2 separate regions of the Mus musculus genome follow, and region 2 is linked to region 1. A link is a loop called in an ENCODE intact Hi-C map of the cell type or tissue named here. Cell type or tissue: left cerebral cortex. All regions are shown on one strand. Each heading gives the region's core, and the rest is flanking DNA. Links, peaks and the distances in the headings are about the cores only.

Region 1 (17,104 bases), core at 3,935-11,934:
CTTTTTTCACCAACTATATACACTAAACATCAGCTACCAAAACCTGTTTTTTATCATTCACTTATAATAAACGAACAATTCTGATATCATTAACACAGAGATTGAAAATTCAACCACAGCTCACCTTCTCTGTGATTGCAGTCTGCAGTGGTGTCCGTGAGAAATGTCCCCACTGGCTTAAGTATTTGAACACTTGGTTTCTAGTTGGTGGCACCAACTGAGAAGGTTGTATAACCTTTAGGAGATAGAGCCTTTCTGGATGGAGTGTATCATTGTGGAAAGCTTTAAAGGTTTATAGTTTTGTCTTGTTTCTTGTTGTCTCTTCTTCCTCTCTTCATTTTTCCCTTCCTTCCTCTGTCTCCTTCCTCTACCAGCATTTTGCTCCTGCTACTATGAGAAGATTTTTGGCTATGAGGGATTCTATCTCTCTGGAGCCATAAGCTAAAATAAAGCCTTATTCCTAAAGATGCTTTTGTTTGGAATATTTTATCATAGCGATAGAAAAGTCACTAAGACACCAAAGTTGTATGGACCATTGCTTTGCTACCAACTTTCACTTACTGTTTTTTTAATTTGTTTGTTATATTTATTAATATTTTATCATAACTTGGCAATAAGAACCACTTTTCATAAAAATAATCCATAAGCAGATTCACAGAGAAGATAACTGATTTTTGACAAAAAGTGCAAAAGCAGCCCAGGGCTAAAACCATTTTCTCGACAAAGAGTGTGGGGACAAGTTATTAATTTAAAATTGTACTACTATACTTGTGTATATGTGTGACATTTGTGGGTGTGGTTGTGAGCATGTGACGTGCTGCTTGTGGAAGTCAGAGGACATCTTTGGGAGTCTGCTTTCTCCTTTCACCATGGGTTCTGGGATTAAACTAAGGATGTCAGGTCTACATGACAAGCGTTTTTGACCACTGAGCCACCTCACAGGTAGTTGCTGAGACACTTTTAATAGCAGATACTCACAGGTACTTGCTTAGACACTTAATAGCAGATAAACATTGGTTATTACCATTGTCACAAGAAAAGTTATGTGCCTGCTACAGTAAGCTAAATGAAAGGCCAGCCTGATCAAGTCCTGGTGAGGAACTAGAGTAACTGAAACTGCTCATGCTACTGACGGGAATGGAAACAGTAAAAACTGGCACTAGTAAATAACTGAGTAGTTCCTGGTAAAGTTGCTGATATACCATAGCATAGCCCATTGTTTCCACTGCTAGGACACAGGCTTATGCAGACTTCCATGCTACCTAACTGTCTTACTTATGATAGCTGCACATTGGAATTAACCCAGTCCATCATGGATGCATAACGAATTGTAGCATTTCCATACAGTGAAACATTTTGAGCAATAACATAAGTTAACTATTTATAAATATATATTGTCAAGGTTATGTAGAGTAGCTGAACTTACAGACTGAATCATTTTTGTCTTCTCTCATATATATGAATGCAAAGGCTAAGAATCCAGAAGCTATAAAGTTCACAGACTGGATATCTTAGGACCTAAGTAGAGACTGGAATTCTGAAGAATAAGAAGACTCTAATACCAGTGAAGGAATGGACTTGCGGACAAAGTGAGAATAAAAAGGCAAAGAGCAAAGCTTCTTCTTCCATGTCCTTATATTGGCTCTCAGAAGAAGGAGTGACCCAGATTAAAGGTGTGTCTTCCCACCTCAAGATCTGGATTAAAGGCACATGTCTTCCTAACTCAAACCTCCAGAGTATGAATGGTTCTTCCTATTTCAAATTAAGGGAAAAAAAAGTTCCTCTCATGTGTGTCCTCCATTTCTGGGTTTAAGTTCCAGAGGTAGTCAAATTGGCAGTCAAGAATATCAAACAAAACAAGTTACATGAATAATGCTCAAAATAATTTTGTTAAATGAAATTAAGCAAAGTCAAATTTGGCTATTGTAAGAATCAAATGAGAAAAAGTAAACTTTCAGAAGAGACGTGAGCAACATGTCAGTCACCATTCCTTCTGCATTTTCATCCTTCCTGGCAGCTTTGAAATGGCTCATGACAAGTGTCTGAAAAAGGATGAAACTTTATTTCTCTGCAACACTGAGTTTGTCTGCCCCCCACACACCCCAAGAATGAACAAACTCATCTGCAGAATGCTGAGATAACTCAGGAGCACACCAAGCCTGGTAAACAGCAGCTGCTTTATTCTGGAAACTAGAAAGAGCAAATGGTCCTGCCACTTCCTGGTGGTTTCTGCGCGTTATGTGCCCCGTGAGCATCTTCCCACAGAGACTGCTAACGTTCTGTTCTTCCTGATGCCACTTTCTACAACATCATCTGTCAGACCAGTGAGCAACTGACATATTGTATCAAATCATTCACGGGATTCTTGGCAGTATGAAATATTTCAATTCTGTCAACGCTGAAGAGTCCTCCCTCCGTGAAGTATATGGCCTGGAAGGGACAGTTATGAAGACAATCTTTACATGTTGAAATGTGAAATCTTTTAAGAGATGCCCAGGTTCAGCTGAGCCATGTATTAGGATGGGTCAATTGCTGAGACTCTTTATGCTCATTTCCCACACATCTGTCCTGCTCCGTGGTTTCACTCAGTTCTCTGTTCAACACTGCCTTCTAAAGTGACTTCTTCTATAGATAGGTGGATAGTGGCTACCAGTCATTCTCTATTATCAAAGTCCTTTGTCCCATATGATTTCAGAACATTGTTTAATGTTTTATTATTCCCCTTCACTGAAAAGTCATGTGTGTTGGTGGGGCAGGGATTGATCATAGTCAAATCTCCAGGGCATAGAACATCTGTAAATATAACTGGTATGTCAAATTTTGTTGAATAATGGAGTTGGAATGAACTATGAATTTTAGCATTTAGCTCCATCGTGTATGGTACATATTGAATGCTATCTCCAATTACATTTTAAGTGAAAAATCTGCGCCCATGAATCTTTGTAAGTAAGCTGTTTCAAGCCGAACTGATGCCAGCTTCTGTTGTCATTGATGAAGTTTACCTTTCAGTTCGAGCTATTGCTTATTATCTCTCACTGAGTAGGACTGTTGGGGTCACTACAGGGCTAAACGGGAGATACCGAAGAACATGATGTCTATATCCTGGTGCCTGGGTAGTACTGGATTCTCCACTTTTTTTTTTTTAAAGAGATGGTTTCTCTTTACTCTTATTTCACTCTTTACTATAAACAGGTCAAATTACATTTGAAATTAAAATGTTTAAAATCATGTTAAGAAGTTGACATTAATGTATATATACCATATGTGTCTCTTGTGTGAATACGTACAGAAGGCTAGCTGGAGTCAGTTTGGGCACAAAGACCCTGTCACATCCAGTCATGAGACTGTGTCTAGAAGTCTGTGCTTCACAGATGAGATTTAATACTAACTTACTGCACATCCCCCCAACACACACACACACACAAAATCAGAGGAAAGACAAAGTAGAGAAGCACTCTGAACATAATATTGAAACATGAAGTATTTTGTTACAGACCAGTTGGTAGAAATCAAAATGAGTAGTTAATAGGCAATAGCAGAAATAATGGGGGTTTGAGACCTTTAGGACCACAATGCCGATAATCATATCTGCAGTCATGAATGCAAAAAGAGGTGAGAGATAAGTGAGTGGATGGTTGTTCTTGGTTTTGTAATGGATAGATTTTGAAAAGATAAACCCCATAAAAACAAACACGTACAGATACAAATATATTTTCATGCTTATGAAAGCACTTTAATTCATCTATAAGTATAACAGGTATATATTAATAAAAATAATAATACCAAGCTACGAATTTTGTGAGCTATAATAATGACTGACTTATAAGAAATTCTCACATGAATTAATTCAATGAACATGGTGGTAATAACCAATCACTTTGTGAATGGATTTAAAACTGGCTCCAGAAAATGAAACCTCATTCTATAATCAATCCAAGCATCTATGGCTAGCCAGGTCTCACTCATGTCCTAGAGAGAACCTACTACTACCATGCTGCTAAATAATCATAGTGTTTAACCAACTCCTAATGACTTATCATTATACATAGATCAATGTATCTGCTAACCCTCACTGAGAAACTTCTATTTGTAGTAGATAGTGATTAGTAGAGACAACCACTGGCAAAGGTGAAGAGACCAAGAGACAGCAGTATTTTTAGCCCTAAAGGTAACATAGACACCACAACCCTACTCCCAAGGATTACTGCAGAAAGAGGGACAGAAAGGCTGTATGAGCCAGAGATGGATGACCGCAAGGAAAAGAGTATCTTCTGGGCACAGCTGGGCAGCTACACATATGCACTCAGGAATTTTAACAGCATGCACGAAACCTGTGCAAACCCAGATCAAGTCCCAGTGTGAAAAATGGAGTTCTCCATTCCTCTCACTCCTAGCCATGGAGTGTTGGTAATGATTAGCTCCTGAGAAAGGGAGAGACTGTTTTCCCTAAGTGTTCAAACTAACACACTGCAGTGTGGGTTGGGCGGGGGAAGCCATAATTTTTTGGCAGCACAAATTGGTCTTGAATACTTAAAAGAAAAACAAAAAACAGGACACAAATTTGGGTGAGTAGTTAGGGAAAGGGGTGGATTTCAGAAGAGTTGAGGGAAGAAGGCCTGAATATAATCAAAATGGTGTCAAAGAACTAATAGGAATTAATATTGGAAAAAATGTACATGTGCAAAATTGAAATATCAAATATAACCAGCCAGAAGTACCAATTGACAGAATTTTACCAGGCAAACTCCCATACCCCTCCACACACCACTGTGTGTGCACAGCCTGCATATTTGTGTATGTGTAAGTTCAATATTATAAGTATATTTGATATATTTTAACTCTGATAATACATGTTTTGAAAATATTACTAAAATAAAATTTGTGGATTTTTACTTCACTACTCCCTGTGTTTTGGATTATAATTTTAAAAGGAAAACTTTTAAAAATGTTATTTTTAAATTGTTCTTTTCTTCAGTCTCTTGCTAATGAGTTGCTAAGAGTTGCTAATCCAACTCTTGGTAATGCTTACAATGCCAACTACTTGGAGACAGCGTGATATCGGGATAAAGGTGTCATCAGACCTATTTCCCCCACTCCTAGCCATGGAGTTGCTGGCAATTATTAGCCAATCTTTACTCAAAGTTGGGAGATCAAGAGAATGAGCACTTCCTGAAGAAGGTTCACTGGGGTTCCTACCAGCACCAGAGATGGGAAGGGACAATTACATTCTTCAAAGAGAATTGCATTGCCATGGCTCAAAGTGCCAATGAGATTTCATAGGTTTCCTGAGAAGAACAAAGCTTATGTGTTATCATCCCAGTTTGCCGCTGCTGTCATTAACACCATGACCAAATAAAAACTTGGGTAAGACAGAGTGTATTTCATCTAACAATCCCTACGTCATAGTCCATCATTGAGGGAAGTCAGAGCAGAAACACAGTATAGGAATCTGGAGGCCAAAACTGGACCAAAATCAGAGACCATGATGGAACACCACTTACTGCCTTGTTCCCCATGGCTTGCTCATCTTGCTTTCTTATATAACTTAGGACCACTTGATAAGGGATAGCACCATGCACAGTAGGCTAGTCTCTTCCACATCAACCATCATGAAGAAAATGCTCACAGTTATACCAACAGGCTAATCTGACGGAGGCGGTTCCTCCAAGGAGGCACCTCCTTTCCAGCTGATACTAGTTTGCATCAAGCTGACAACAAGTACCCAGCATGGCTGCACTTTGTCGGCACACTGACACGCATCAGCACATACATGCAGAAGCACCAATATCCCAAAATTCCTCTGGATACAGAAAGTTGAAATGAGACTTCTTCTTCTGTTGTCTTGTGTAAAGATCTCATACCATAGTACAAACTGACCTCAAGCTTGAGGCAATGCCCCTGCCTTAGCTTTCTAAGTGCTGAGAGCAGATGCATGAATTACTAAACTTCTCTGAGATGAAACTTACACATATGCATTCAGGTAGTATTACCAAAGTTAGAATGCTCTAAAGGTTAATAGGCAATTTTAATTTAGGACTTTTATGCCTGGCATTTTGGTCTAGGACTGCTTTGTCCTATTTGATAACTGTTAGCTACCCAGGGCTACTAAAGATGTGTTAAGTATATTATTTTATATTTTGGGTGTTGAATGGATACTTGTATCTATGTATTTATACATATGTGCTATGTTTGTGGAAACCAGAGGGCAGGATTGATTCCTCTGAAACTGTAGTGCAGACAGTTGTGAGCAGCCATGTGAGTGCCGGAACCTGAACCTGGGCCCTCTACAGAGTATCCAGTGCACTTAACCATAACATAAATGCAGAGGACCTAGCTCAGACCCATGCAGACTCTGTGATTGTCACTTCAGTGTTTGTGAATCCCTATGAGCCTTGCTTAGTTAATTCTGAGGGCTGTGTTCTGCTGATGTCCTTGACCCCTTTGGCTTCTAGAATCCTTCCTCCCTCTCTTCTGCAGGGTTCTCCCTGACTCTGCCTAGTATTTGGCTGTGATTCTAGGCATCTGCTCCCATCAGTTGCTGATGAAGCCTCTCTATTGATGATTGGCCTAGGCACACATCTGTGAATATAGCAAGATATCATTAGGAATCATTCCATTTACTTTGATTTTTTTTCTTTCAGTCATGTTAGTTTTATCCTAGATCTCTGCCTGTTGAGCCTGAGGTACCTGGCCATCCAGGGACTGTTAGGCATGGACACTCTCTTGTCATGTGAACATCAAGTTAGACTAGTCATTTCTGGTTGGTCATTCCCACAAGTTCTATGCTACCAAGGTAATATTATTCCTATGCCATCATTTCATTTTTCATGGAACACAATGCTCATATTCTTTTTATCCCTGATCTAAGTGCTATAGATGCGTTATCTTATTGAACAAGTTATAGATTTGGACAGTCTATAAAAAATTGTCAGAATAAATATACAACTCAATAGAATAAAAATTTTCAAAATCATTGAAGCTATTGAACATATTTAATATATTGATCAATAACTGTGATGTAATTAAAAATGAAAGTAGTAGCTAAGAGAATAGAAGATAATTATTAGGTAAAATACAAGGAGGAAAGATGTGTCCTAACAGAAGGGTTAAAAAGTCAAGTTCTCTTTTTACAGAAATACTCTGAAAAACAGTTTTCTGGAGTGTTCACCAGGGACAAATGTCACATAAAATAGCCTACTCATGTCATTATGGAATAGAACACAGGGATGAGAGGTGATGATTACAGAGTGCCCTCTTCAATCAGAAGTTGGATAAAAAAAAACCACAGATCAGGTACGAATTCCATGTCATTTGAAAAAGAGAACCAGGTAATGCAAGAATTCCAGAGGAGGGCAGCAAAGCTAAGACAGTGGGAATGACTCAGGCTGAAGGAACAGAGAAACCCGTTCAACAAAGTGCTTTTCAGATCCTTTCTGGCCTGGAGGACTCCCCTGTTGTGATTTGCTTTGCTAGAATAAGAATATGTGGAATCACACCCAATTACCAGATTCTCTTGGTATTTATTTCCATTTGAAATGTGCATCGTAAGGCACAGGGATGTGGCATTTGACTTCAAGAAGTGATGCTCGGCTTCAATTGCTTATACCTGGACAATATAAATTAAAGTAGACTAACAGTTGCATCCATGATTGTATTGTTTCTCCTTGTTTGTATTTTCATAAGGGAATGATATGAAGTTATGGCTGGCAAGCTAAAATGTGTGCTTATTGGAATATACTCATTGGTCGGCATGATTGGGATGTTTATACTAATAAATACAAAAGGTTTAAGAATAATTGGGCTTTTAAAAATATGTAATCTATGTTCTAATTTGTTACAAGAGACTGGTTGGAGTTGGGAGCAAAAGTGATGGCAAAGAGAAAGGGGTGTCAGGCCTGTGGGACCATGCTACCAGACAGGAAGAAGAACTGGTAAGGCTGAGCAAGCTCAAACATGGAGAATCTCAGAGATTTGAGAATGGCAGGAATAGAGCCACTTCCTATCTCTGTACTTGCTCCAGAACACACAACCAGGAGACACAACTGAGAGAACCATGGGCAGTCAGTCACTTAGCATAGCACCTGGAATTCTTCTTCATGCTAATGAGGCATCTAGGTAGCCCTAGCCTTCAGCCAATGGCCTTCGATTCCTGGATATTCTCATTCCTTTCCCCCAAGATGTATAGAATCCCTGGTTACCCTGAGTAAAGTGTGTGCTCCAACATCCACCCCAAATAAAGCAATATGAACAAGCAAGGGTCATCTCAGAGAGCTACTTCATTAAAGATCACCACAGGAAGCCCTTTGTCGAAAAGAGCCAGGCCTATGACTCCCAAAAGTAGCTTTGCTCTTCTCCCACCTCTCCTGGTACTGGTCACTCTCTTCCAATCAGACTGGATCCCTGCTTGTCTCCGGCTCTGCCTCCTCCTTCCTGACTGGTGTGCACATGCCCTAAGGAGAAGTATAGATCTAAATCTCTGTTCCTGACTCCCTCTCTAGGCAGTACACCAGGGATGTACTGCCTAAGGGAAACACGGGTTGTCTACTTTCTCTTCTGGTCTCTGCTCTGCCTTCTTCCCATCAGCGGAATCTGGGCAGAGAGGCAGAACACAGTATAACAAATGGGGGCGGGATGGGGGGGGCACATTTAACTTAGTTCTCAATTTAACCATTAAGTCCTATTAGTTTGAGTGACGGCATGCTTTCTTTAGAGTTAACTCATGAAACTAATTTTAGTTAAAAGGCTGTTTCCCTCTACCTACAATTTCTAACGGGAAGATTCCTTGAGTAGTCAATGTGCACTTTTTAAATATTATGTTTGTGCGTTGCTATCAAACTAAAAGTGCTATGTATAGAACTATAAAAACAGTGGGTGGCATAAAACCTGAATGTCTTAACATGCTATAAGCTCATCAGTGTCTATACATTTTTACAGTGGCTATACATTTGTCATTGTATATTTACTTTTTTGATTAACTGAAAATTCAGTCAAAAATCTACTCTTTCAAATGAAATTTGTAAAATAGGAGGAAATATTTTAAAAAGACAACAGAGAATATACTGAGAATGTCTTTTTTTTAAAAATATTTTTATTACATATTTTCCTCAATTACATTTCCAATGCTATCCCAAAAGTCCCCCATACCCTCCCCTCCCACTTCCCTACCCACCCATTCCCATTTTTTTGGCCCTGGCATTCCCCTGTACTAGGGCATATACAGTTTGGGTGTCCAATGGGCCTCTCTTTCCAGTGATGGCCGACTAGGCCAGCTTTTGATAAATATGCAGCTAGAGTCAAGAGCTCCGGGGTATTGGTTAGTTCATAATGTTGTTCCACCTATAGGGTTGCAGATCCCTTTAGCTCCTTGGGTACTTTCTCTAGCTCCTCCATTGTGGGCCCTGTGATCCATCCAATAGCTGACTGTGAGCATCCACTTCTGTGTTTGCTAGGCCCCGGCATAGTCTCACAAGAGACAGCTACATCTGGGTCCTTTCAACAAAATCTTGCTAGTGTATGTAATGGTGTCAGCGTTTGGAAGCTGATTATGGGGTGGATCCCTGGATATGGCAGTCTCTACATGGTCCATCTTTCGTCTCAGCTCCAAACTTTGTCTCTGTAACTCCTTCCATGGGTGTTTTGTTCCCAATTCTAAGGAGGGGCATAGTGTCCACACTTCAGTCTTCATTCTTCTTGAGTTTCATGTGTTTAGCAAATTGTATCTTATATCTTGGGTATCCTAGGTTTGGGGCTAATATCCACTTATCAGTGAGTACATATTGTGTGAGTTCCTTTGTGAATGTGTTACCTCGCTCAGGATGATGCCCTCCAGGTCCATCCATTTGGCTAGGAATTTCATAAATTCATTCTTTTTAATAGCTGAGTAGTACTCCATTGTGTAGATGTACCACATTTTCTGTATCCATTCCTCTGTTGAGGGGCATCTGGGTTCTTTCCAGCTTCTGGCTATTATAATTAAGGCTGCTATGAACATAGTGGAGCATGTGTCCTTCTTACCGGTTGGGACATCTTCTGGATATATGCCCAGGAGAGATATTGCTGGATCCTCCGGTAGTACTATGTCCAATTTTCTGAGGAACCGCCAGACTGATTTCCAAAGTGGTTGTACAAGCCTGCAATCTCACCAACAATGGAGGAGTGTTCCTCTTTCTCCACATCCTTGCCTACTACTGAGAATCTCTTATTGTGGATTCTGATCTCACCAGGCATGTAGTTTATCCTTGAACTCCAAATTCATTTTCCAGAGTTTTATTTTTGTCTTGCTCACTGGTGTAAGCTGCCCACGACTTACTGTATTTGGGGCTCTTCCCAGGTCCTCTGTGTCTTCTCCAGCCGTTTCTTTCAACCTAAACTAGCCTCGCACCTCCTTTTGAAATGCTGCCTGTTTTTAAGATCTAGAATGGCTATGTGGCATTCTCCTTTTACTATGTGACTCAGTCTAAAAATTCAAATTTTTCTGAAAATTTGAATTGATCTGCATATCCATTCATCGCTGTGCTCCTAGAACATGGATATGGCTATTGCATCAGGGTGTCTAGTTTGAAGATTTTTAAAGTTTCAGTAGAAACTGATATACTTTACATATATTTCATCAATGTGCCTAATAGGATTTTCATCAAAAGTCTCAAACACTTTAGGAATTATCTTATATTTTAGTGGGTGGTTTGAGGATCTATTTTTTGACTTTCCATGTGCCTAGTGAGTGAAGAAAGGTTTGAACCAGAGCAGCCATGGCAATAACAATGTGACGTGTCTGTGTCAGAAGAATATGAGATCGGGTTTGAGCCTTGTTTTTCTCAAGTGTAAATTGGAAACATGCAACCTGTATGTTAGGTCATAAAGCAGGCCCAGAAAATGACAGAGTTGATGGCAATGACTAGACCCCCTCCTGGAGCTGGGTTTTGCTAGGCTGAAACCTCACCTGAGCTAGATTTTGCTAGGAAACAGAAACTTAAAGTATTTCTCAAAAGCCCATAACAGCTGGCTGCACACTGCTAACTGCCACTGTCAGCACCTCATCGGTCTGAAGAAGTCCCAAAGCCAGCCACCTGGCTGATTCAGCTTTTGTGCAGCCTCTCCCAGCTACACACTCTTATAAAACCTATCCAGTTTTTGTAACAGCTGCCTTCCTCTATGTTTGGAGGTGGCCCTCCAGTTTTTGATAAGCTATTTCTTCTCTCCATGGGCAGTGGCCACATCCAGCGATTTCTTACTTGCTGTGCCTCTGTACACTGCACAGCTATTGTGAAGACCAGAAACAAGTTATAAGAAGTACTGTGCCGAGGTTAATTATGTAAGAATAATATGCTAGTCATAACAAATGTGCCTGTTGAGAATGAAAAATTTTTATTATACATTTAAATTTAAATATATTTTGATCATATTCTTCAGGAAAATAAAATTATCAAACACATCTTCAAAGGATACCATCTACAAAGGTGTTACATTATTTGGGGATTAAACTACTCTTATGTGATCTGTAAGCTATAGCTTATTTTACAGGTTGATGAAACAAACAGATGATTAAGACAATGTAACAGATTAAAACTCAGTGGGAAATATCAAAGCAAAGTCTCTTAACTAAGAGAGTGCTTTGTGGCAGATGCTGTTTAAGGATCTATACATGTACAAGTGTGTTAAGATAGACAAGCTTGTTCTTGTTGGCTGTTACAATGGTCGCCACATTAATTGGTAGAAAATGCAAGGCAGATTCAAAGTCACAAGGCTGGCTAAGTTAAAATTTTGTTGTGCATAATTCAATGCTTTCAATGATTCAATGATCTTTATGAATTTGGAAATCGTGTAGTATAAATAGTATTTATCAATTATTAGCGTTCAGAGCCAATTTACAGTACGGTTCAGTTACTGAGAGAGAAGCAATTTTTGTATATGGAAGCCAAGTTTTAATTTCTCCATAGCTTATTGACAGTGAGGGCCATGCTTTGAATACAGAGGGAAATTTAGCTAAAATAAAAATTTAAGCCTAGTTTCCTTTAAAATACCAAATAGTGGAAGTACTGGGGTCTTGGTATAGCCCAGAAGTCCTTAATTAGGGAATCTCTGGGCCACATTCAATTTTATATATTTCTTTATTAAGATATTTTACTTGTCTCAAAAAACAACAACAACAACAAAAAAGATATTTTACTGGTCTCACAAAAAATTCCTTTAAAAAAAAACAACTATTTTTATAATCAAATAATCTTACCAGAATTACAGTTCACTCTATACTATTTTGATGCCTCCAAAGAAGTTAGTTTATAATTTGTATAATTGTTATCATTATGTTAAGATGTTATAATTGCTATAAGAGGTTTCTGTTTATAGGAATTAAATGAAGTCTATAATGTAGGTGACATTATTTGCATTTATTGAAAGGACAAATAGAAAGACATAGTAAAGTCTCAGCTTACATACTATAGAGTTCTTCATTATGGAAAAAGAGATTATTTTATGACTTTTTGTGGATAAATGTGAACAAATGTTTATTCATCCCAGATAATACACAGGCATCAGACTGAAATTACTGGTGTTACATACAAAATCATAATTGGGAGGCTACTTTGAGGAATATGAATAAGAGGTTACCCACAGGAGCATGAGTGCCCAATCGTAGCTGTCATAGAAAAGCTCAGTCTAGCCTGATGACTGGCAAAACTGGAATCCTTGGAGCTCCCCACCAGGAAACCCCACCAGTGTCTCCTCTTCCCAGCAACAGTCACTGTTTATGAAGCCTTGTGGATGAGCCTTGTATGCCTTGTAACTTTCAGGACTTTCCTGAGCCTTGTAACTTTATCTCTTCCTAGGCCTTGTATGTATGTTTCCTTTACTTCCTAAGTTTGGAGAGGCTGCCCTCCTCTAAGAAGAAATGTTTCAATTTGAACAAAAGATCTACACAACAGAGCCAACAGCATGCTTATGTTTTTTTTTTAATAAAATTTTTCACTATGAAGATATATGTAATGGCATATGCCTTTTAAATAAAAATAGCATTCAATTTTAAATGTACAGATTTGAAAAATTGTATTGGATTTGTTGGGAGCTTAGAACTCTCGAGTGCTGTTGAGAGTATCTTTTGAGCAAGAAAGGCTAGGTCTGAAAGATCATGGTGAAGTCACAGCTTGATAGTGACCAGGAACATGAATATAAAAAGTTGAGCTGTGTCTTGCTCAGCACAGCAACTGCAGAAAACTGAACCTTTCTTTCATAATTTAAAGGAAGGCCACCAAAGAAGTCTCAGCATCTGAAAATCAAAAAAGAAACCCTTTCCTCTGAGTGAAGCCAGCTCCTGGTTTTCATCTGCTAGAGGTACATTAATAGTAATAAGGGAAAAAATATCCTGGTTTTGTGCATATCATTGGGAATGTCCTAAAGTCTTCATATCTTCTTTGCTAACAACATGTTTATCTTCACACTGTAACAGCTTAGGATGCTCTAACATGTAATAAGGACACATGCTTCACTATGTTCATAGCAGCCTTATTTATAATAGCCAGAAGCTATAAAGGACACAAATGTCTCTCAACAGAGGAATGGTTACAGAAAATGTGGTACATTTACACAATGGGGTACTGTGGGGAATAGCAGGCTGGGCTCCAGTCGAGCTGAGGTCTGAACCCCGATGGTCATAATTCACCGACATGACACGGTAGGCATTCCCTCATGATCCTGGAACTCTGGCCCCTGCCTAAGGTACCACCTCCCACAGTCCCCACAAGAGAAGCATGGTCAGTAGTCTCCTAAGCAATGGCCCAAGCTTCTGACCTTCAGACTAAACTTTTCCCCAGTAACCTAGCAACAGTAAAGTCCATAAAAAGGTCTGTTCAGCCCCACCTTGCTCTCTTACTCTCTTTTTTCCCCTTTTTTAAAAATTAGGTATTTTCTTCATTTACATTTCCAATGCTATCCCAAAAGTCCCCCATACCCACCCCTACTCCCCTACCCATCCACTCCCACTTCTTGGCCCTGGCGTTCCCCTGTACTAGAGAGGCCCATTGGTCTTGCTCTCTTACTCTTACTCCTTTGTCCCTTTAACTCTCACTTCTCTCTCCTCTCTCCTTTTCTCTCTTCTCTTCTCTTCTCTTCTCTTCTCTTCTCTTCTCTTCTCTTCTCTTCTCTTCTCTTCTCTCCTCTTCCCCCCTCTCTCCCCCTTCTCTCTTTCCCCTGCATTTCTATAATAAAGCTCTTAAACCATAGGAGAGTCTCTGCTCCATCAAGACCTGCTGCACACTCTGGTCAGTGTTGGAAACTTCTTCCCCTATTCCCTCTCTCCTACAACCCCAGGGCTTTAGCAAGGTAGCTCCAGGATCCCCAGTCAGCCCCCCCCCCCCACCCCTGGGCAGAGTGAAAAAGCAGCTCTGCCTGCATCTGCCTGCCCAGAGCATAGGAACTCTGGCCAGAAGTTAGGAGCCTTTTCCTCCCCACTTTCCCTGCCCCCCCATTTTTGTTCCCAACAGGGTAGTGCCCTGCTATTAAAAATAATGAATTAATGAAAATTTTAGGCATATGAATGGAACTAGAAAATATCATACTGAGTGAGGTAACCCAATCACAAATGAACACACATTGTATGCACTCACTGATTAGCCCAGAAGCTCGGAATACCCATGATACAATTCACAGACCACATGAAGCTCAAGAAGAAGGAAGACCAACATGTGAATACTTTGGTTCTTCTTAGAAGAGGGAAAATACCCATGGGAGGAGTTGCAGAGACAAAGTGTGGAACAGAGACTGAGCAAAGGGCCATCCAGAGACTGCCCCACCTAGGGATCCATCCCATATTCAGTCACTAAACCCAGACACTATTGTGGATGCCAATAAGTGCTTGCTGACAGAAGCCTGATGTAGCTGTCTCCTGAGAGGCTCTGCCAATGCCTGACAAATACAGAGGTGGATGCTTATGCCAACCATTGGACTAAGCATAGGATTCCCAATGGAGGAGCTAGAGAAAGGACCCAAGGAGCTGAAGGGGTTTACAGTCCCATAAGAGGAACAACTATTTGAACCAACCAGTATCCCCAGAGCTCCCAGTGACTAAACCACCAACCAAAGAGTACACATGGAGAGACCCATAGCTCCAGCTGCATGTGTAGCAGAGGATGGCCTTTTGGGACATAAGTGAGAGGAGAGGCCCTTGGTCCTGTGAAGGCTAGATGCCCCAGTGTAGGGGAATGCCAGGACAGGGAAGCAGAAGTGGGTGGGTTGGTGAGCAGGTGGAGGGGGGGATGGGATAGAGGATTTTCGGAGGGGAAACCAGGAAGGGGGATAACATTTGAAATGTAAATAAGGAAAATATCTAATAAAAAAAAAAAGAAAAGAAAGTCTGGAAGCTTCTGTTGTCCCTGAGCTCTCTAAAGAAACAAAGCTTCATTTACCATTGTCACTAGAATTTTGTATGTCTGTATCCACTGCTTAAGATCATGTATCCATTGCTTAAGATCCTGCTGCCTTCAGTCAAAAATTAACCTTTTTCCAAAAAAGGTGCTGAACCATGAGAGCTCTGGCCACAGATCACCATCATCATCTTGTGTCCCATTTGGGACACCATAAATAGTTCTTGTATAATTTGTAAATGTGTGCTGAGGCAGGCTCAGTGTGTCTTATAGAGCTCCTCTGAAATCTGGACCCAATTTTCAACTCTTGAAATGCAGCAAAATGTCTGCCCAGATTTGACTAGTGTGTTTTCCTTCTCACTATGGCTAGGCACAGATTTGGTCTTATAACGTAGTCATTCCATAGGGCTTGGCTACGGATAAAGAGGTAAAGGATTTATATCAAGGTCCTGTACACTGGTGTGATGAGTGCTGCTGAGAAGCCATCAAGTTCTCAGCCTAGCTTTGTAAGATATGACTTAGAAGATGAATTTATGGACTGGTTGACTGGCTCTGAGTGTGAGGTGGCTTGTATATTTTTGGCCCAGGGAGTGGCACTATTAGGAGGTATGGCCTTGTTGGAGTAGGTGTAGTCTTGTTGGAGAAAGAGTGTCATTATAGGGGTAGGCTTTGAGATCTTCCTCTTAGCTACCTGGAAGCCAGTCTTCTGTTTGCCTTCTAAACAAGATGGAGAACTCCCAGCTCCTCTGGTGCTATGCCTGGACGCTGCCATATTTTACACCATGATGATAAATGGACTGAACCTCAGAACCAGTAAGCCAGTCCCAATTAAATGTTGTCCCCTTTATAAGAGTTGCCTTGGTAATAGTGTCTATTCACAACCCTAAGTCAGAGTGACTTATTATTTTTTTTCCAGCAGAAATTTGTAGCTATCTAGACACAGGCAGCACACTGGATTCATGTCTGAACCGAGGACATTTACATATAAGATACAGCTTCTCATTACTTCCTCATCCACATGGTAAACACTAAAGAGCAAGATTTTATTGGGGAGAGGGTAAGGTGTGTGTTCAAATATATGTAATAGCCTTAACTCAATAATTCAGTAATTCAGTAACTCAATAATTTAAGACAACCGAAATTACTACATGTAAGGTGGTCTTGCCTTTCTTGTAAGATAAAGTATATGAGAACCACCTCTCTTTGCTCTTCTCTCTTTTTGTGAGGTCTGAGCACTAAGGAACTATCAGCATAATTGTTAAGGTGGAATTAGCATGCTGTAAAAGGGGCCTAGCAAAAACAGAAGTGGATGCTCACAATCAGCTATTGGATGGATCACAGGGCCCCCAATGGAGGAGCTGGAGGAAGTACCCAGGGAGCTGGGGGGATCTGTAACCCTATAGGTGGAACAACAATATGAACTAACCAGTACCCCCCCCCCCCCCCAGAGCTCGTGTCTCTAGCTGCATATGTATCAGAAGATGGCCTGGTTGGTCATCAGTGGAAAGAGGCCCATTGTTCGTGCAGACTTTATATGCCTCAGTACAGGGGAATGCCAGGGCCAAGAGGTGGGAGTGGGTGGGTGGGGGAGTGGGTGTGAGAGGGTGTGGGGACTTTTGGGATAGCATTGGAAATGTAAATGAAATAAATACCCAATAATAATAAAAAAGGAAAAAAAAAGAAAAATAAAACAGAAAACCAAAAAAAAAACAAAAAAACAAAAAAACAAAAAACTAACATACAAATTTTTA
Region 2 (13,133 bases), core at 5,084-13,083, 220 kb after region 1:
TAAGGTAGCAAAGCAAACACTTTAGATTATAGTCAGCTGCCAAAGTTTCCCCGAAACCAAGGCATGAACTCTGTTGTCATAGTGACCAAGCCACTGTTTGTGTTTTGTTTGATTTCAGTCACACAAAGCTCCATCTACTTTACAGAATCAGTCTCTCTCCCCTCCCTCTCTCCCTCCCTCTCTCCCTCCCTCCCTCCCTCCCTTCTCTGTCTCTCTCTGTCTCTCTCTGTCTCTCTCTGTCTCTGTCTCTCTCTGTCTCTGTCTCTGGCAGAAAATGTGTTATTATGTCCCATCTCCCTGCCACAGAACAGGAATGTTGAACCAGGGTGGATTAACATGAAGATGATTACCATTCTGCTCTATTTACAGCTTATGTTGTTTCAGACCAGATAGTGAGCCTGCGAGGTCACCCAGAGGATACCAGAGATGGAGACTACCTCAAATTTAAGAAAATGGGTGTGTGATGTCCCCCCATGCTTCTGTCAGTCACTTGTTATAAGCTCCTGCTCTATAGACCACCAGTTATTTTATAGAAAATCCATTTCTTTACTAACACACAAGCAAAAAGAAAGTGCCTTAGAGTACAGTCCGAATGGGGAAGACGTAGAAAGTTGACATTCAGGTAAAATTTTGAAAGAAATGCTTGTCACTACTTGAAGGTATAGGTGTGGACACATGTGTCTTCTTTCTTCCACTGAAAAGAGAAGGCAGAGGAGCCTATACTCTCCTTGCTTCCAGAATTTGGTCAGTGCTAGAAAAGAATGCCCAGTAGATGTTTATTGAATAATTTATACAGCATCATCAGAATTCAGTTACAGATGCTGGTAAAATAAATCATGCCATATAGCCTTGCTGGCTTTATGAGTGAGCACATGAGAAATTGACAATAACAGATTTTAAGGTCATTTCAACCATGAAGCTATTCTTGCTGTGGTTGTAACTGCTTTGTCTACTTGTTAAGTTGCAGAGACTTTACACATTTTAGTGGCTTCAACTGTAAGGAGGACTTATGTCATAGAAATGTAAAACAGCTTGTACAAAGTCACATAGAAACAAGCTATTTTTATCTGACTTTACAACTATTTCTCGTATGCCGACAAACCCTATATCACTGACAGTTATTATGGGTTAAATAACAAGTCGAATGCATATGCTTGCTTACATATTTCTCCTCCCAGATACCTGTAGGACCTTAAAAGATCAGGCTTTAATCCACATTACTGCTGTAGAAAAGTCGAAAAAGACCATTGGAAGGGGTTGGGTGAGGTGGAGGGAGACAGAGACAGTGGGCAAACACAGGAACTGATCTTGCAACTTCTCTCAGCTAGTAGATTAAAGCAATAAGATAATGTTTATAACCAAAGAAATTTGAAAAGAGGAAAGAGTTTAGTGTCTAGTTTGGTGAAGGCATGGGAGATAGCCGTATCTGCAAGATCCTCACAAGGAGAGGAAAAAAGAAGTCAAGCAAAGTGATCTTGGCACCTGTTTAGATGGCGCTCAATCAACACTCAAGTATTTTCTGCAAGAATTTCTTTGTTATAAAGCGATCATGAATGTGTCTCTGCCAATGCATAAGCAGGAGTGACAAGAATATTTTCTATCCATTCTAAAAAAATATAGTGGCTCACATGTTAAAAAACAATTATGAAAAAAAAATGGAAAATTTTGACTAAAGAGTATCAACATTTTTTTGCTGTTGTTCTGTTTTTCAACAATAGAAGCAAAAGAGAAAAGCCGTCCCTTTGGTTAGGTAAAGGACATCCTAAATCTCGGAGAAGAAAGTTTACTCTTTTCCCAAATTTACTTAGCTGTGGAATCCCTTTTTCATAAAAACGTCTGTAATGTTATTATTGTGTGTAAATTGCCTTTGGTGAAATACTTTTCTACCGTTTAAGTAAAAGCAAGCAATAGACATTTGTAATCAACTGCAATGGCTGGTGGGGACCCTGGCTTGACACTGTAGCTCAGGAACAAAACCCTTTCCAAACCCTTGTTATCAAGGAGGTGATTACTGCTGTACCAGTGGTGAGCGTTTTAATGTGCTCAGATTCAATGGACAAATTGAAGATGTATTTTAAGGAAACATGATAATTAGCTGTTGCCCACTTCTCTGAGTTTATAAATATTTACTTTACAGTGCCCTCCACACTTGCACAGGGATCTCCACCCTAATCCATGCACACCATCAAAGTCAAAATACTTTTGATCCTTAGCAGGAGGGATAACTTTAATTTTTCAGGGACCTTTGCCTCATCCTGGCCCCTTGGCTCTTGTGTGACCAAACCAGAACAAGCAAAAGTAGGGCTTGGTTTTGAAGATAAAGAACTAACCTGTCTTGGCAAGCTCATTTAAAAAATGTAAATGCTTTCCTAGGAGCATAAACAGTTGAGCTACATTTTCCAAAAGCCCCCACAGAGCTGAAGTGCAGGCAGAGTGCCAGGCTCTTCACTTTGATCTTTGGCTAATTTGATACGATTAAAGGGGAAAAGAATAAGGAAGGAAGCTGAGGGTATGGACCAGCTTGAAGTTGAAAGGCATGGCTAGAGCTTCCATAAAGGAACCAAAACACCTAAAACTGGTCAGGTTCCAGAGTTACAGAATCAGAAATGTGGGTGGGTGTGTAGGTAGAAAAGGTTACTTATAACATCAAGGGATCACCATGGAAGCTTATCAGGATCCCTCTCGTTTGTTTAGGAACACGTTTACAAACAAGTTCATCAGTAAAGAAAGCCAGGTCTAGTTTACCCATCTCATCTATGAGTGTCAAGTACTTAGGTGGTCTTCTAAACACAGAAGAAAGACCTACTGCCAAAAGCAGGCACAGTGTAACACACCTGTAATCTCATCAGGAGCCAAGTGGGAGGAGCAGCCATCCAAGGTGATGACCCTTGGCTACACAGTGTGTTTGAAGTCCACTGGGATACATTGGAATTTGTCTTGAAAGAAAAAGAAATAAAATGTCCCTATATATTAAAAAGATCATTTAAATTTCAGTCTGAAAAAAAAGGGGCATTTAACCCTTCTCCCGAAATGCTATTGGCTTTATGGAGTAATTTACTCAGCATTTTGAATCAATTTAAATGTGTTTATAGCCATTGAGTATGTCAACACTCTAGATGTAATGAGTTGGGTTTTGACGACTGTCTTAGGGCTTTAGTGCTGTGAACAGACATAAAGACCAAGGCAACCCTTATAAGGACAGCATTTAATTGGGGCTGGCTTACAGGTTCAGAGGTTCTGTCCATTGTCATCAAAGCAGAAACATGGAGCATCCAGGCAGGAATGGTGCCAAAGGAGCTGAGTTTGACATCTTCATCTGAAGGCTGTTAGCAGAATACTCCCAGGTAGTTAGGATAAGGGTCTTAAAGCCCACACCCACAGTGACACACCTACTCCAACAGGGCCACACCTTCTAATAGTGCCACTCAGAGCATATGCAAATTGTCACAATGACCCATTTACACTTAGGAGCTATGCTCTATCTCTGATGAGGAGGGTACTGTCTCGACACATCCATCAGGTGCTGTGTGTAGACTAATCCCTGCTACCTGAGACCCTACAAATGCACAGCCGAGTGAATCTGAGCATCTTCAGCTGTGTTGGGAACATGCCTTGACTAACTGCCATTACAATTTAGATGCCTGCAGTTCTAGAGATATAATCTTAAAAGCATAGAAAGTAATCAGAATCTTGTTATGAACTTAGCTTTCTCATCTCCTTACAGACTCATGTGTATGTGATGCCAGTGTGTATGTATGTGTATGTAAATGCCCATATGGGAACAGGCCAAGGAAGAGCGGTATTATTGTTATTATTACTACTACTACTACTATTATTATTATTATTATTATTATTATTATTATTATTGAGACAGGGTTTATCTGTGTAGTCCTGGCTGTCCTGGAACTCACTCTGTAGACCAGGCTGGCCTTGAACACAGAAATCTACCTACCTCTGCCTCCCAAGTGCTGGGGTTAAAGGCATGCGTCACCACTGCCTGGCGAGGAGTGGTATTCTTGAAAGAAAATTTGAGAGGCATTTTATGAAAATAATAGAGACAGTTATTTTGAAAGTATAGAACCTGAACATCTTCATATTTAAGATTAATACCCTTTAAAGACGAAGTCATCATTTATAGCACAACTTTATACTTATAAACTACTTTGGAATGATATTTTGTGTATCAGGATAAATGTGGCATTGTGGTTGAGGAGAAGAATGGAGCAGAGCCTAGTTCCGAGGTCCATGTCTTCTCTTGCACAATAACTGGGTAGGAAAGGAGGAAGCAGAGTCTGGAATGGGTGAGGTCTGCAGGATTGCTGTCTGACTGGGAGTGGAGAGAGAGAAAGCCATTTGGAGAATCTTATCATTACAGCGCAATCTTTGAGATGATCGTAGGTTATTCACATACCTTAATTCAATGTAGGCTTGTATTCATAGGTTTAATTAGGGTGACCTACGGCGCTATATATATGAACTTAGAGTGTGGGAAGGGGTTCTTCTTCCAGGTGAAGTTTCATTAGCTGAGGCTTAGTGTACTGAGGTCACCTCATTTGCATGGAAAGGCATTCCAGGAAGTTGTACTTTTAATTTCCTCAGGGATTACATGACATTCCTCAAGTAGTGTGGGTTGGGCTTCCCAGATCAGGAGAAGAGGAAGCCCTGCTAAGAAAAGGGAGTCCTCCATTTTGTATGTGAGCACAGGAAAACTGTTGAGACATGGTAGATGACAGCCTTAGTATCGAGGTGCAACACGAAGTAAGCACATGTGTCCCTCTGAATAGAACCCAAACCCTCATGAATTCATAGAGCCTCTGTATGAGCACTTAAAGATCATAGTAGTTGCATTAAGAAAGGGGGAAAAGCCAGGCGGGTTTTATTTCCAGCACTTGTGAGGCAGTAGCAAGAGAATCTCTGTTGAGTTCAAGGACAGCCTGGTCTATGCAACAAATTCCACGACAGCTAGAACTACACAATGAGACCTCTCAAAAACAAACAAACAAGCATAATTAATAGTAGCAAAATTTTAAAAAGAGTAAACAAAACCACAGATGACCCCATACTGAGACTTAGACTACAATGAAGCCTAAGTATGTGTCTGTAGCCAGATAAAAAGTGGTTAACACCAAAGATGGGAAGGGGATTTGGTAGTAAAGGTGCTTCCTGCCAAGCCAGAAGTCCTGAGTTTGATTCTGCAGCCCTTGATGGTAAAAGGAGAGAACAAGAGCTATAATATAGGCAGGAGTGTGTGTCCTTGCACACACGTACATAGGAATGGACATGGAGGTGTACACACACATGCATTAATTACATAGATAAATGCAATTAAAAAATAATTGCCCTCTTTATTGTATAAAATGTGATAGAATGAACCCCTGGAACAGGAAGACCTGGGAAAACCCTTGTATTTTCTGTTTTGTTTTCATTTGTAGTCTCCTTCTATTCTTTCCATTTTTTCTTTTTTCTCTTTTCTTTTTCTTTTTCTTTTCTTTTCTTTTCTTTTCTTTTTTTTGAGCCCATCCCTATTCTGATGACTTGAAGCCTTTGATCCAGGCAAGGTGACGATGGTGTAAACTCCAGACTCACACACTGCTCTATAAGTGGGCATTCTTCTGACCAGGTCTTTCAGAGAACCAGTTCAACCAAGTCTATTTTGGTGCCAGTTTTAATGGGGCTCAATAGACATTTGTGCATTTCATGACCACTGAAGGAGAGAAAGTGGGGGGATGATCTCTGCCACTCCTTTTTTTTTTCCCTCTTTTAACCTTAGTGGTTAACTTGGTTATAAGAAATGCTCAATATAAGCTAATGCTGTGACTTTCTAAGTCCAGGACCAGAAGAAGGATCCTGAAAGCCGGTAAATCCTTGGAGAAACTAAGAGGATCAACATGGCAATGCGATTGTACAAAATGTGCATAAACCCTTGGCTCACCCCCAGTCAGGATTGGATCTAATGATCAAGAGCATGGGTCAGAGCTTTTTTCTTTTTTTAAGATTTATTTATTTTATTTTGTGTATATGAGTATACGGTAGCTGTACAGATGGTTGTGAGCCTTCGTGTGGCTGTGGGAAATTGAATTTAGGACTTCTGCTCGCTCTGGTCAACCCCGATTGCTCAGTCCCTTCTTGCTCCAGCCTAAAGATTTATTTATTATTATGAATAAGTACACAGTAGCTGTCTTCAGATGCACCAGAAGAGGGTGTCAGATCTCATTATGGGTGATTGTGAGCCACCATGTAATTGATGGTATTTGAACTCAGGACCTTCGGAAAAGCAGTTAGTGCTCTTACCGTCTGTGCCAACTCACCATCCTGGGTCAGAGTTTTGGACAACAGATCCATAATTTGTAGTCAAATGTTAACACCCTGACGACATTGAGCAATAGAAGACATTAGATATTGAAACCCATAGGTAGAAGATATTGGAAGAGTCTAACCAGGTTCATAAAAGAACAAATCAACTTTCACCAGAGTAAGATTTAAGGTTGTACAAGTTAAAAGGAAAAGTCCAAAGGAATCTGTACGTTCAAATGGCAATCAAAAGAAGTTGAACGAGAATCATTCACATTCCAGTAGGACTCAGATCAAGAAACCTCATCCAGAAATGTGGGAGTTGGGTGGGGAATAAAAGAGGAGACTCGCATAAGAATGAACAGATAAGTTCACCAAGAGAACCTGGCAGTTCTAAATGTATATAATTTTAACAGCATAAGGTCAAAAGACATGAAAACTGGCAGAATTAGACAGCAGCAACAACAACAAAAAAAGGCAAATCTACAACTGCAGCCACAAAAGTCTTCACTATGTGCTTCTTAGTAATTGATGGAGCCAGATAACACAGAAAGAGCCAGGTGTGATAGAGCACATCTTTAATTCCAGCACTCAGGAAGCAGAAACATGTGGATCCCTGTGAATTTGAGGACAGCCTGGTCTACAGAGCAAACTCCAGGTCAGCCAGAGGTATGTAGAAAGACTTCAGGGGTATAGCCACTGGTAAGTTGTCCAATAGCTTGGGGAAATAAGCCCAGACCCATATATATACATATCCTTAATGAAACTCGATTGGCTATTTAAAGTAAATTCATGAAACTAGGAGCCAAACATGTTGAGAAGGACGTCAGAAGGAGGGGACATCAGAGACATGCTTTGTGTGAGTGTATGTGTGTTTGTGTGTGTGAGTGTGTGTGTGTGTGTGTGTGTGTGTGTGAGAGAGAGAGAGAGAGAGAGAATGTGATAAATATTTGTTATATATACTTAATATATATGTATAACTATATTAAATAGCCAAAGAATAATTAAAAGTTATTAAAAATAATAAATGCAGGTGGAACTACTATGTGATATTTTCAGGAAGTCAGAATATAGCTTGCCTTGCCTCTTTTCCCTTTTCCTCCCTGACTGGGCATACTCCTGTTTTGTACAAGCCTGCTTGACAGTGTTAGGGGTATAAGGTAATGTGTTGGTAAACACATGAGTAGTCTACTGATCCTATTGTTATCATTGTGATTTTCTGTATCTATTACTGCAAAATAACCCAGCCTGTCCTTAGTGATACCACAACAGCACAAATAACAAATAACAAGATTAGGAGCCTATCTCCTCAGTAGAGAGTCTCATGGAATCTCAAATAGTCTTCTTGGAAAGTAGTAGGCTTTACTTACCCAATGGACTTCTTGAGAGAATATCCTTTAAGTGTTGTCTTACAATTGTTATCCCGATTTCCATATACAAAGACATTTAGAATAAGCACAAGTTGAAGTTATCCATGTTTATTACTCCTTTAAGAGAATTGCTTTCTCTATTCTATAATATTTGGAAGATGATTAAACTTCCAAAGCTAAGTCACCAAGCTCTGAGTTCTTAGCATAAATATAGGTATAAATATGATGAAACAGACATAGAATTTAAACTGTCTCATGGTCCAGCAAGCTAGATTGCCAAATGGACAAAAGTGTTTGCCACTCTATGAACCTGGCAATCTTGGTTTGATCCTCAGAGCCTACGTAAAAGTGGAGAGAAACAACAACCACAAAATTGTCCCCTCACCACCACATGTACACGGTGGCATGCATCTACCCCTCCTGTTGCTCATGCCTAAAATTAAAAACATAATAAAAGTTTAGAAACTTCCTCAGAAAACTCCAATTATTTCATACAGCAGAGCTATCATAAAAGTTGTCTTAATGTGCCAGAGTGCAAAGAAAGATGAATAGACTGATCTTAACAGAGGCCCAGGTAAGGAGAAAGGAGGCACAGAAGAAACATAAGGATAACTGAGAGGCTGAGGAGACTGAGAAGAGACAGAAGGATAACAATGAGAAATGAGCAAAATGCCTAGGGAGTGCCTGAAGGGGGCACTTCCCACTGGTGGGGTGAAAGAAAAGTTTCCTTTGATAACAGTAGAACCCCTCAGGCTTCGAGATACAGGCTGTATGGGAAAATATGATAGTGAGTCCAAGTGAGAAAGGTGAATGAAACATGGAATTCACGGGAAACACTTTCTCAGAGTTGGTGAGACAATTTGCCTGCTGGGGAACTGAGCCACTGAAGCAACATTGAGAGAGCACTGTGAGAACCAAGCCCAATCATTTCCCACATCTCTGAATCATCAGAGTGGGCAGAGGAGCCTCAGTACCCAGTACATAAACAACCTTTGTGTGTGAGGGTGAGGACAGCCTGGGCCAGACTCAACTGCTCTGCTGTGACTCGCATTGCCGAAGATGAGGCAGGTGTTACCTTAGTTAAAATTTTTTTTCTTGAAAACAAACATGTAGTTATGCAAAAACAAGAGCATTATTAAGTTGCATAACTCCGGGTACATAACTGGGAAAGAGGTTGTTTCCTGGGGAAGAAAAATTTTTCACATTTCACAAATGGTGCTGAAGGGCTGGACATTCATCTTGACAAAGAAAATTAAAAGAACTTTGACCATTGCTGTATTCCAAACAGGAACCGTGCACTCACGTATAATTCGACAGCTAAAAATATGTATAGATTTTGGGGGTGAGGTGGAGCAGAGGGCTCATGTTGATTTGTAAACACAGACAGCAACAACCTTTTAAAAGTTAAGCAAAACACATAAGAGAGTGTTTAATACTTGCATTCACGTGGATGAAATCCAGAATTTAGAAAAACAGAAGAGTGGTTTCCTGTGGGAAGGTAGACAGTGAACTGCGCAGTGTGAGGAGTAGTTCTTGGATGGTGGTGATGATTTTTCTTTGACAGGGGTTTGGCTTCCACCGGGACACACATTTTTTTTTTTTAATGCAGTAAATGAACACTGAAGAATTTCGCATTTTGTGTGCTTAACTTTACCAGAAATCAGAAATATTAGTTCTATTCAACATTACAGATGCCTAAGAATCTGGTAGGCAATGGGCTGATGCCCATAACTACTTTGAAGCACAAACAGTGCGCTAAATTCATGGATGAATGGAGGAGTGGCTAAATTAATTAGCACAAACTACATTTGCTATGATGTCAACTTGAGTGTGAGACATAGAAAATACTGTAGTTTTTTTTTTTTCAATGTTGGTCTACATTGAAATTTTACATAATCAAAATGGGGAAATTTTTATTCCTGATATTTTCTCAGCATATCCTTTAAAGTGTAAACTAATTGTTTAGCCTAACACTTCTTAGGCAGACAGCCCTGGAGTTAAAACCACCCACTTCCCCTCCCTCCCATTAGAGCTAAATGAAGTCACAGGGTGGGTCCATGCTGTCATAGCTAGTTAATAAGGGGTCTCCTGACACTCCCTATTCCAGCACACTGCCATTCCCACGGGTTAGGTCTGATGATAAGTCACCACAGCACATGTCCCTACCAGAAAGGAGAGTTGTAAGCAGGACAAGAATTATTATGGATAGACAGTTAACATTGAAGGTTCTAACTGTGGGGAGAAGAAGCTTCCATGAACTATCCAAGCTAATAGAAACCTTCCAGGTACTTTAGAACAACCTCACAGTCAGCTAAATTCTCCCCTTAGCTGCTAGTGCTATTTGCACATTGGTCTGTGTATGTATGGCCCCAGTCATATTTGCACAGAGGACTTCTTAGGAAGCTAAGAAATATAATCACCATATTTCCCCATCCCTCTTATTTCCTCATAAGCAATGTCTTAGACCTCAGTAATAATATCAGCTGCCCAGTTAGACGATCCTGAAATCTAAGGGTAATTTCTGATTGCTCCATTTCCCGAAGCAGTCACCTCTCATCAAAGCTTATTAATTCTGGATGTTCTCTCACACAATCCTCTTTTCTTCCTAACATTGTCCTCCGTGCCTACAGTCATCATCTTTGCCTTGAATTACAGCCCGAGTCTCTTTGCTGGCCTTTGATATATTCTCTTTCCTATTTCCTTCCTGTTCCTTGTATAAAGAGAAAATCATTTTTCTCAAAATGTATTCATACTTTGTAGTTTGCTTGAAATCTTTCATTAGTTTCTCCTTGTCTTTGTCCTAATCTCCTCTGTGTAAATTCTAAGACAGCCCGACAGTCCTAGTTTATCTCTAGATATTTCACCCCACCTATGCATCTCTGCAAAGAACATGTAACTGTCGAGTTTTACACACCCCCATCCTCTCAGGAATGGTCTTCCTGCAGCTGGTCTACCTAATTCTTTCAGTTTTGGGAGTTGTTTCAATATAAACTATCACATGTCCACATGTCCAGAAGACTTCCCTTTTTAACTTGCTCTCCATGTTTTGTTTTTTTTTTTTTCTTCTTCCTTGGATGAACAGAGGTGGGTTTTCCTTGTTGGATCCTCCAGTTTATTTCTTTAGGATCTATATTGCTTCAAGAATGTTTTGTATATGTATAATGGTCCCCTGAGAGGCTCTGCTCAGCCACTGATTGAAAGAAATGTAAAGACCCACAGCCAAGAGAGCTGTGGACTCCCTGGGAAGAGTTGGGGGAAGGGTTGAAGGCCCCAAAAGGGGTAGGAACTCCGTAGAAAGACCAAGAGAGTCAACTAACCTGGACCCTTGGGGGCTCTCAGAATTGAGCCACCAACCCAAGAACATACTACCGCCCACCCCTGGCATATGTAGCAGATGTGCAGCTCAGTCTCCATGTGGGTCCCCCCAACAACAGAGGAGCAGGGGCTGTCCCTAAAGTTGTTGCTTATCTGTAGAATCCATTCCCCAACTGTGCTGCCTTGTCTGGCCTCAGTGAGAGAGGCTGTAACAGACCCTGCAAAGACTTGATGCTCCAGGCTGGGTGGGAATACCCATCCCAGGGGGCCCCACCCCCTCAGAGGAGAAGGGGGGATGGGTAGGAACTCTGTGAGTGGGAGAACAGGAGTCAGGATTAAAATTTTAAAAAAAGCTATTAATGGAGGGGGAAAAAGAAAAAACCAGGATGTTTTGTGTAAACTAAAACTTACTTTCATAGGTAATCGTTTCTATTTCATTTTCATACAGCCTCTCTTTAAAGAGTATGTGGTTGCTACTATGATTTAAAACATTTGATGTAATTTCTAAATTTCTGGTAGAGTTTTATATTCCTTTTCTTATAGAAGATTTTGTAGAAGATTGTAAGAATAAAATAGTCTTGTGTGATATTTTTAATGTTTTGTTTAACAAGAAACCTTATATCCAGGCTGGAGAGATGGCTTAGAGGTTAAGAGCACTGGTTGCTCTTCCAGAGGTCCTGAGTTCAATACCCAGCAATCAGATGGTGGCTCATAACCATATGTAATAGGATCCAATGCCCTCTTCTGGTGTGTCTGAAGATAGCTACAGTGTACTCATATGCATAAAATAAATAAATCTTTAAAAAGAAAGAAAGAAAGAACAATAGAAAGAAACGAAGAAAGAAGCCTTATATCTATAAGGAAAAATAAATCCAAAACATTGTTCCACAACCATGACAGATAAGTGAAAAATAAATGAATTGACTCATAATATATTTCATTTTTGGATGAAATTCAATAGGTTTTTGTCCATTTTTGTTTTGTTATTTATATTTAGATCAAGAGTGTTAGAAATGAAAAGAATCTCTGACATAAGCTCCACCCAGACACAACTGCATCAGATATGGAGCATGAGCATGTGGGGCACCGTACCTTACTGAGAAATTATCTGCAATTGATAGCTCCTGTGGAAGGAGAATTGTTCTTTTTTAAATATATGGCCTCTGGTAGCTTTCCCTTTCTCTACTGGTGCCTACACAGCCAAGTACAAATGGGTAGTACTGCTTAGGATATTATGGGATGTTGATAAAAAGAAATATGAAGTTAGGAAGGGTCATGCTTCAGAGGATGGTGTGGGGGAATATTATCATGTTTCACTGCATACATCTATACAATTCTCTGGCTCAGTGGGTTCAGCCAGAGAGCACTGAATGCTCCTCAGTGGTTCCTCGTTCAATTCCCTGCAACCACATAGATTCTCACAACTACCTATAATTCAATACAAGGGTCTTATACGCGTTCTCACGCCCGGCCAGGAAAGAACACAACAAACCAGAATCTTCTGCGGCAAAACTTTATTGCTTACATCTTCAGGAGCCAGGAGCGCAAACCCCCAGCCCCAAAAGCGAAAGCCACCCCAATAACGAAACCGAAACCCCTTCCCTATTTAGGAGAGTTATATTTCGCCTAGGACGCATCACTCCCTGATTGGCTGCAGCCCATGGCCGAGCTGACGTTCACGGGAAAGGCAGAGTACAAGTAGTCGTAAAATACCCTTGGCACATGCGCAGATTATTTGTTTACCACTTAGAACACAGGATGTCAGCGCCATCTTGTGACGGCAAATGTGGGGGCGGCTCCCAACACAAGGGGACCCGAGGCCCCCATCTGACACCAGTCAGACGTAGGATGCTCTTATAAATATGCAGACAAAACTCTCACACATAAAAATACTTTTTAAAAAATTAAAAATTTATAATTTGAAATTTTTTTGAAATGGTTTGGCTTCATAGTTTTATTTCATGGAAAGGGAATAGGGAGTTAGAGCTTTAAAATGTTCATGGGTCACATAAGTAGCACTGTCCTGTCCTGGGTGTCAACATTTCTTCCAGCTTCCTGCTCCACCATTTCAACATGGAGTTAGATATTCCCTTTAGATGACTAAGACCTGGCTTCCAAATGGCTGACCAAGGAGTGGTTGTTAGTACACTCGTGCTC

What was found. Hi-C counts contacts between places; a loop is a spot of excess contacts. Peaks named below come from ENCODE experiments on the same cell type or tissue, not always from the same donor. Only the 100,000 strongest peaks of a DNase experiment are listed, where the experiment ranks them.
Region 2: a loop joins it to region 1, with 4 times the contacts of the local background. A loop is called at or near these places in 13 of 42 quality-filtered maps.

Annotation. Positions count from the first base shown.
Region 1 is chr4:81,101,766-81,118,869 of GRCm38, reverse strand. No RefSeq gene overlaps it. Among named protein-coding and RNA genes, the nearest start is that of Lurap1l, 200 kb to the right of the region's middle. In left cerebral cortex, for the core only: a CTCF peak has its summit at 7,336 (motif pointing right); DNase peaks (open chromatin) are centred at 7,368 and 10,317.
Region 2 is chr4:80,882,353-80,895,485 of GRCm38, reverse strand. No RefSeq gene overlaps it. Among named protein-coding and RNA genes, the nearest start is that of Lurap1l, 22 kb to the left of the region's middle. In left cerebral cortex, for the core only: no CTCF peak of the experiment used is centred there; a DNase peak (open chromatin) is centred at 8,605.